Regions from separate parts of the Homo sapiens genome. Here region 1 is linked to region 2. The links are chromatin loops, found by intact Hi-C in ENCODE. Cell type or tissue: A673. All regions are shown on one strand. Each heading gives the region's core, and the rest is flanking DNA. Links, peaks and the distances in the headings are about the cores only. Region 1 overlaps FLT3 (fms related receptor tyrosine kinase 3). Region 2 overlaps PAN3 (poly(A) specific ribonuclease subunit PAN3).

Region 1 (4,396 bases), core at 292-4,291, 260 kb after region 2:
TGGCTAAGAGAGGACTGATTGATGTTACTCATTGCATAGTTGGGTGTGGATTTGTGGGGAACTTGTGAGCTGGATGTGAGGACTGAGTAGCATCTTGTCTGCTGGAGAGTAGAGGGTGAGTAGGATATTCCAGGATGAATGAATCATATAAATAAAAGTCCAAAGTTGAAAAAGTAGAGTGGCAAGTAGATGGCTGTGCCTAATATACAGGGAGAATGGGGGAGTAGAGAGGGAAAAAAAAGTGCAAAGCTCGTGTCGCCAGGATGGAGGCTTCAGGACCACTTGGGTCTTGGTTTGAGCTTCTCCTTTCCTGTCCCCATACTCACAGGATGTCCAGATCCCCTTTCCTGTGTTCAGGGGGCCTGTCAGGTATCAGGAACCGTTGAATGGCAACATATCCATGCATGATTAATCAGCTGAGAGAATCCATGCTTAGGGACAGACGGTTCACAAACTTTTTCTCCCAGTTCCTTCCACTCTGTTCCCTGACCCTCTGTGACCAGTGTCAGAAGCACCCAGAGAAAATGGTAGCTCCTTTAAGCAGGTTAGAAAACAGGCCCCCATGGCCCATTGCAGTGGGTCACACATGTAATCCCAGCACTTTGGGAGGCTGAGGTGGGCGGATCACTTGAGGTCATGAGTTCCAGACCAGCCAGGCCAACATGGCAAAATCCCATCTCTACTAAAAAAAAATTAGCCAGGCGTGGTGGCGCATGCCTGTAATCCCAGCTACTCGGGAGGCTGAGGCAGAAGAATCGCTTGAACCTGGGAGGTGGATGTTGCAGTGAGCCGAGATGGCACCACTGCACTCCAGCCTGGGTGACACAGTGAGACTCTATCTCAAAAAAGAAAAAGAAAGAAAAAGAGAAAGAAAGAGAGAAAGAAGGAAGGAAAGAAAGAGAAAGAGAGAAAAAAAAGAAAGAAGAAAGAGAGAAAGAAAGAAAGAGAAAAAGAGAAAGAAAGGAAGGAAGGAGGAGGGAAGGAAGGAAGGAAGGAAGGAAATGCCCCCCTCCCCGGGTGGGAGGAGTCCAGAGGAACCCCTTACTTAGGGCTCATGCAGCCTGCCTCAGTCTAAGCCAGTCTGAAGGAGGAGAGCTTGGCGTGGGTCTCAGCCATCTTGCCCGCTCTGCTGGGCACTTTTGTTTGGTGCAAGGCACAACCCACACAGCCACGCAGGCAGCCCTGCCCACTCTGCAGAATCCTATCTAGTCCCTTGGTTGGAAAACTGGCCTTGTCACCTTCCCCAGGGTGATCTTCCCTGTTATATCTGTGAAAGGTTTTGTAGAATCTTCTCTCCTCCCCTCCCCTCCCCTCCCCTCCCCTCTCCTCTCCTCTTTTCTTTTTTTTTGAGACAGAGTCTCACTCTGTCACCCAGGCTGGAGTGCAGTGGCATGATCTCAGCTCACTGCAACCTCTGCCTCCTGGGTTCAAGCAATTCTTATGCCTCAGCCTCCTGAGTAGCTGGGACTACAGGCACGCGCCACCACGCCCAGCTAATTTTTGTGTTTTTAGCAGAGACGGAGTTTCACCATATTGTCCGGGCTGGTCTCAAACTCCTGACCTCATGATCCGCCCACCTCAGCCTTCCAAAGTGCTGAGATTACAGGCGTGAGCCACCCCACCTGGCCCTATTTTTCTTTTTAATTTATTTTTTTTAGACAGAGTCTCACTCCGTCACCCAGGCTGGAGTGCAGTGGCGTGATCTCCGCTCACTGCAACCTTCACCTCCTGGGTTCAAGCAATTATCGTGCCTCAGCCTCTTGAGTAGCTGGGATTACAGGCATCTGCCACCACGCCTGGCTAATGCATCTTTAGTAGAGACGGGGTTTTACCATGTTGGCCAGGCTAGTCTCAAACTCCTGAGGTCAAGCGATTCGCCTGCCTCGGCCTCCCAAGGTGGGGGGATTACAGGCATGAGCCACCATGCCCGGCCAGAATCTTTGTTTCTGCATCAAGGACTAGGGAAGGAAAAGGGCCCTCAGAGAACCAGAGAGAAAGAGTGGGAAATGCATGGAGAAAACATAGGTTAAGGCTTTTATGTCTAACCTCAACACCAATGGGATTAGATCAGGGAGATCACTGATTACATGATTACCTGTCTAGGCATTTAGACAGTGGTGAACCGATGAAGATTTTTAGGATGGACAAACATGCTTCAATCTTTAAGAACCAGATCAAATATTCTGTGCTCTGCAAAGCCTCCCCCAATTTCCCTAGTCAGATTTCAGGCTGCTGCTTCTGAATTCTCATTAACACTTTCAGCTGTAACTCCATGTGAGACTCAAATCCTAGTGTAGGATGACTTTATATTATGGGTCTCTCTCTGTCGTCACTAGACTTCATTAGCAAGGGTAAATACTGTTTCCTGTTCATCTTTACACCCCATGGGGTAGTGCTTGCCATGTGATATTAAGTAAATGAATGAAGTCAGCATGAAAGCAAGTTGGAGACCACATCTGTTTGGTTCATCATTATAGACCCCGCTGCTAGCATGATGCTTAGCACGTGGAAGGCGCTCAGCAAACATTTCTGGAATGAGAAAGAAAAAGAGAGCATAAAAGGAAGTTTGGAAAAGCGAGGCAGAAGATGAGATGTCAGGACATCAGTTGAGAGGGGCGGCAGCAGCAAGGATGGGCACGCTGAGGGAGCACACTAGGCAGGGGCTGTGGGCTGATAAAAGGGGGCACATACTTGTCCCCTGTTTCAGAAAAGGGGTCTGAACTAACATCACCTCCCCTCTCCTACTCAGCCCCATAAATTATAGGAAATAAGTTTGTTTTGTTTTAAGAGAAGGGAGGCCAAGCGTGGTGGCTGACACTGATAATCCCAGCACTCTGGGAGGCTGAGGCACAAACATAGATTGAGCTCAGGAGTTCAAGGCCAGTCTGGGCAACATGGTAAAACCCTATCTCTACAAAAAAATTTGAAAATTAGCCAGGCGTGGTGGTGCATTCCTGTGGTCCCAGCTGCTAGGGAGGCTGAGGTGGGAGGATCGCTTGAGTCTGGGGAGCGGTCATGGCTGCAGTAAGCCACGATCATGCCACTGTACTCTAACCTGGGTGACAGAGCAAGACTCTGTCTCAACAGAACAGAACTAAACTAAACTAAAATAAAAGTGAGGCCATAATTGGCTTTGACAGTAAGAAAGAGATCTTTTTGTGGACCAGAAACTGTGGAAAATCCCTGAGACAATGAAAGCAGTTAAAATTGCACTGCAGAGGGAAAACCCACCACAGAGGATGCCTGGGAAAAACAAGGACAAGGGTAACACAAAGGCAGCAAGAAGTCCTGGGACACTGCAGAAGTTCTGAAGCAGGAGCAGCCACATGGTGAAATCAACATAAGATTAAATGTGGGTGTTAAAAATGTAAGAACGATATGGGTGAGATAGAAACGTAACACATAACTTCTGTTTCAGTACAGGGGAAGAAAATGACCATAGAAAACATAATCAGTCCAACAAAATGGGGGAAGAGAAAAATAAAGAGAGTTCATGGAAATAGAAAACACAAAATTAGCTGGGTGTGGTGGTGCAAGCTTGTAGTTCTAGCTACTCAGGAGGCTGAGCTGGGAGGATTCCCTGAGCCCAGGAAGTCGAGGCTGCAGTGAGCTATAACTGGGCTGCTGCACTCCAATATGGGCAAAGGAGAGAGATCCCATCTCTAAAGAATAAAATAAATAAATAAAAATTGAAAATACAAAAATAAAACACAAAATGGCAACAATCAGTAAGCCTACTTAGGAAAGAGAATCTCAGAATAAATAAAGTTGTTAACATGCATTGTTAGTGAATGCCACATTCACTAATCTCAATACAATGTAATAAAAAAATCACCCAACCAAAAAAGCCCCCAAATTTATATACCAAAATTAAAAATCAGCCAGGCGTGGTAGCTCACGCCTGTAATCCTAGCACTTTGGGAGTCTGAGGCGAGTGGATCACCTGAGGTCAGGAGTTCGAGACCAGCCTGGCCAACCTGGTGAAACCCCGTCTCTACTAAAAAGACAAAATTAGCTGGGTGTGGTGGCAGGTAGCTAAAATCCCAGCTACTTGGGAGGCTGAGGCACGAGAAGTGCTTGAAACCGGGAGGCGGAGGTTGCAGTGAGCCTAGACTGCACCATTGCACTCCAGCCTGGGAGTGCAAACAGAACGAAACTCTGTCTCAAAAAATAAATAAATAAAATAAAAATCATGCCTCTTAAGCAAGTCTTTGCTTAAGAAGAAGAAGGGGAAAGAGGGAGAAGGAGCAAAAATGGATATTGCCTATTAAAACCTGTGAGAGTTACCCAAATTCATAATTCTAAATTCATTTATTAGAAAACAAAGAAAAATGAAAATCAATAGCTAACCTTTTTTTCCTTTTTTTTTTTTTTTTTTTTTTGAGACAGGTTCTTG
Region 2 (4,396 bases), core at 308-4,307:
TTCTAATTTTTTCTTATTTAAATAGAGGTAATATTCTTCTCTATTACAACAAATTTAAGGTTACTATACATTTGCTTTGCTATGACCACTATAACTTAACATACATACTTTGCTCATTTTCTGTAACTCCCAGAATATAGTGGGAATGTGAAGGATTATCTGAAGAAAAGTTATCCTATTACAAACATTAGCATTAACCAGATTTTAGAGCAAATTCTCTAGAACATCAAAAATGCTGCAAACCTCAATGAATGACATCCCATCTATCTTTGTTTCCAAATAGACTATTTTTCCTCACACTCTAACAGATCTTTGAGCTCTGGAACCACCACCTGCTTTCCTAAAACCTCTCCCACTCAAGATTTACCATTCTGAGGCTTTCCTTCTAAAAGGATTTTCAAAAGACAGCTGGCTGAATTAAGTCCTTTATCACCTATTATAACTCCAGGAAACAGTATGGTCATCCCAAGTGGCCCTGATTGGTAGGAAGCTATTAACAACCACATGCCTTCAAGAATGGAGTACTTCAGAGTTAACATGAAACCACCTGAAGCAATTTCTACAACAGACATTTGCAGATCTTTAAAATCTGAGAACTCATCTAAATTATTAGACACACGTTCATTTACTGAACATTCGTTTATTATAAGGAATTTTCAAGCATAGCTGTATATTACCATCACTTGAGAAGCTTAAAAACAAAACCAAAATCAGCAGTAGCCATCCCCTCGTCCCAATTTTGGTATAATTAGTCTGGGATAAAAATCTAGGTATTGGTATTTTTCTAAGCTTCCACAAATGATGGTAATATGCAGCCAGGATTGAGAACCACTGGTTTGTTGGAATATTTGTAACTTTAAGGCAATCATTAGTGAAATTCTAGCATTATATGGTTATACTTAACAACAGCCTACCCAAATAATGAGTAAAAAGACGTTAAACTCCATTACTAAAATAACATTTAAAAGTTCATACTAAAAAATTTATCCAAAACTAGCATTTGTGAATCTGACACTGAACATGAGATAAGGAGACAGACTGATTAGGTAGACAAACTACTTTGAATCTATTAGAAAAGATTCAAAGATTCATCCCAGAAAACTTTTAAAACTTCACTGGTGATAGAGTCAGGAGCCCAGAATGGCAGGAGGGAAGCTGGCATGGGAAGGAGAACTATTACTGTTGCCATCATTTCTGTTTGCTGGAGGACACTGTGATGAACTCCAAAAAGAATTCCTCTCAATCACACTTTAGATCAAGTAAAACATTCCAAGTTATATTCATGAAATTACAGAAATCTCAGCCAAAAGAAATCAGTGCATATAAATGCCAACTATAAATTTCTATGGGCGATTCAATCCAAAGTATCCAGCAAAGCATACCAAAGATTGTTGTTATTTATCACGTGTTTGAGCAGCAGGTACCAACACACAGTCTTCCAACTCTTCAAGCAGCAGAATTTTCAGTTTGGTTCCACCCTGAACTGATGCTGTATTAAGCCTCCCTCCCAGAATATTCCATTATTCTCTATTATGAGACAGAAAACCAAAATGGTCCAAGAGAGCTGAAGAACCAGATGGGTTTAAAAAATAACATCTGATTTTTAGTACATCCCATCACCTCTCTAAAGCGGACTCAAGGTAAGAACATCCACTTTTTGAAATAAAGTACATGTATGACACAGTCCAGATTAAATTAGAGTTGTTTTTTTAAACAAAAGAAGTTAATAAAATCTTAAGAGAGTTTCACACCGTAAAACCCAGTAACTCTCCTTTCCTTATTTCTCAGCTAAATAATTTTCCATTTGTTATTTTGCTTCTTACCTCCATCTGGTTTCCCCCCATTTGTTGAATTCAGGAGATTTGCCCCCCAACTGATTTTCAGTTTCTTCCTGATTCTTGACTTCTTGATTTCTTTTTCTGATTCTATCTATGGCTCTACTTATGTCCATTTTACTCAAAGTCAGTCTCTATTCACGTGTCTGAAACAAACTATGAAAAATAGACTACAAGAAACAATGCACTCCTCATGTATCCTCTTCTCTGTAAAATCACACTCCCCCTTTGGGACTATCTTTAATTCTTTCCTATACCTTACTATAATAAGCAATATAAAAAATCAGCTACACATATATACCCAAAAAAAGAAAGCCTGATATATATCCTTTAATGCTGAAAAAAATAAACAGGTGATAATTAATTGAAGGTTGCCTGATTTTATGAATGAAGGCATATCCTGACTTACAAATATTAATAAGGTGCCCTAAATGCTTAAAGTTGGTTGTCTGAACTCAGGGATTTTTTTCTTATGAAAAGTTTTGTTTTTCAAGGTAACTACACGACTCATAACATACTTGAAAAGGAACCCTACTGAGAAAAGAATGAGGAGCGTGTGCAGTTTTTTTTTTTTTTAATGCAGACACGGGTTTCTAGATACTTACATTAGAAGATGATGGTACTGGCTCTAAAAATGTGTAATTTTCCTTCAAAAATTTAATATTATCTGCTTGGATGTATATCCAAGTGTATATATTCACTAATATTTTAACAGTCAATAATCTGTCACTTTTGGAAGCATAAAGGTCATAAAGAAAAATTAATCGGAGCCAACTACCTAGGCACTAAGTATAAGAGAGAAGATAAGAATGAAAGTAGCTAAGAAACAATGTCTCCAGATAAGAAAGAGGGGGCAAATGCCCTCAGGCAGAAGAACAGAATGATGCTGCTGGGGGAAAAACAGAACTAATCATATTCCTCCCTGTGTTGCCCACTAGATGTTGCTATCAACCAGAACAGCTTGGCTGCTGCTGAGGTTAGGTGGGCACAAGCAGAGGGAAAGAAGGGTGTGAAACGTCTGCAAACAACTGAATGCAATGAGTGCCTGCAAGTCTTTGGGACTGTATTCTCTGTGGTTTACGAGCAAAACAGATTTATGCATGAACTGAAATACTAAACACTGATTAGACTCTACTTCTCATTTTATCCTTTTTGTTCTCTTTTTGTTCTGAAATTCTATCAGTGAACTAAAATCTTCTTCCAAAACTTTAAACAAAATAAGTTGAAAAGAGAAGAATAAGGTGTTTCTCCATGTAATTAAGAAATTCTGCCTTAGAGCAAACCTTTGTAAGTTAATAAATGTTCAAAAAACCCAAAAACTTCTTATACACAAAGAACTAAAATTGTCTTAAAATCATAGCTGCCTATCCTAATGTGAAGCATTCCAATACAAACTGAATGACCTATTTACTTTAGTTTTGTTACTTGCAGAGTAATCAAGGCAAAAACAACTATTCTCTTTTTTTTTTTTGAGATGGAGTCTAGCTCTGTTACCCAGGCAGGAGTGCAGTGGTGCGATCTCAGCTCACTGCAACCTCCGCCTCCCAGGTTCAAGCGATTCTCCTGCCTTAGCCTCCTGAGTAGCTGGACTACAGGTGTGTGCCACCACACCTGGCTAATCTTTGTATTTTTAGGAGAGGTGGGGTTTCACCATGTTGGCCAGGCTGGTCTCCAGCTCCTGAGCTCAAGTGATCTGCCCACCTCAGCCTCTCAAAGTGCTGGGATTACAGGTGTGAGCCACCACACCTGGCCTAAAGCAACTGTTCTTAATGCTTGAAGATACGTTCTTATTCTTCGATACTTTATCATTTAAATCAGGAAATAAGAAACAGCAAAATAGCTAAGAAGCATCACGAGGCCTAAATCAACACTAATAAAATGAAGTCAGACAATAATCAAATACTAATAAAGTATAAGAAGTGAGTGGTATGTTCTGACTAAATAAAAAAATTACTTAGAAAATGGCAATCCAATAACAAACCTATGAAAACATTTCTAAAATTTCATGACTGGTAGTCAGACAAGTGTTCTAAAAGTAAAAATAATAGGTGTAATTAAAGGAGTGAAAAAGAAGGGTGTCATTTAATATAATCCATTCATCTGATTAGTCTTGTTTTAATCTATCTATGCTTAGGACACGTTTCCTAAATCACATAAATACATTTTCATTTTGAACAGTTAAGAGTCTCTGACGTTATCAGGAGGCCGGGCACAGTGGCTCATGCCTGTAATCCCAGCACTTTGGGAGGCCGAGGCAGGCGGATCACCTGAGGTCAGGAGTTCAAGACCAGCCTGACCAACATGGAGAAACCCTGTCTTTACTAAAAATACAAAATCAGCCAGGCATGGTGGTGCATGCCTGTAATCCCAGCTACTCGGGAGGCTGAGGCAGGAGAATCGCTTGAACCTGGGAGGCAGAGGTTGTGGTGAGTTGAGATCGCGCCATTGCACTCCAGTCTGGGCAACAAGAGTGAAACTCTGCCTCAAAAAAAAAAAAAAGAGTCTCTGACATTGTCATGAATTCTCTTTATTCCAACCCACAAGGGCTCTACACTAAGTAC

The links. Peaks named below come from ENCODE experiments on the same cell type or tissue, not always from the same donor. Only the 100,000 strongest peaks of a DNase experiment are listed, where the experiment ranks them.
Region 1: it touches region 2 in a loop (2.4-fold over the local background); 1 of 110 quality-filtered maps calls a loop at or near these places.

The regions. Positions count from the first base shown.
Region 1 is chr13:28,008,262-28,012,657 of GRCh38, reverse strand. All of the region lies in intron 23 of FLT3 (fms related receptor tyrosine kinase 3), which reads left to right. Among named protein-coding and RNA genes, the nearest start is that of URAD, 22 kb to the right of the region's middle. In A673, for the core only: no CTCF peak of the experiment used is centred there; DNase peaks (open chromatin) are centred at 1,097 and 2,387.
Region 2 is chr13:28,272,511-28,276,906 of GRCh38, reverse strand. The region is part of intron 14 of PAN3 (poly(A) specific ribonuclease subunit PAN3); the gene reads right to left. Among named protein-coding and RNA genes, the nearest start is that of PAN3-AS1, 140 kb to the right of the region's middle. In A673, for the core only: a CTCF peak has its summit at 2,772 (motif pointing right); no DNase peak of the experiment used is centred there.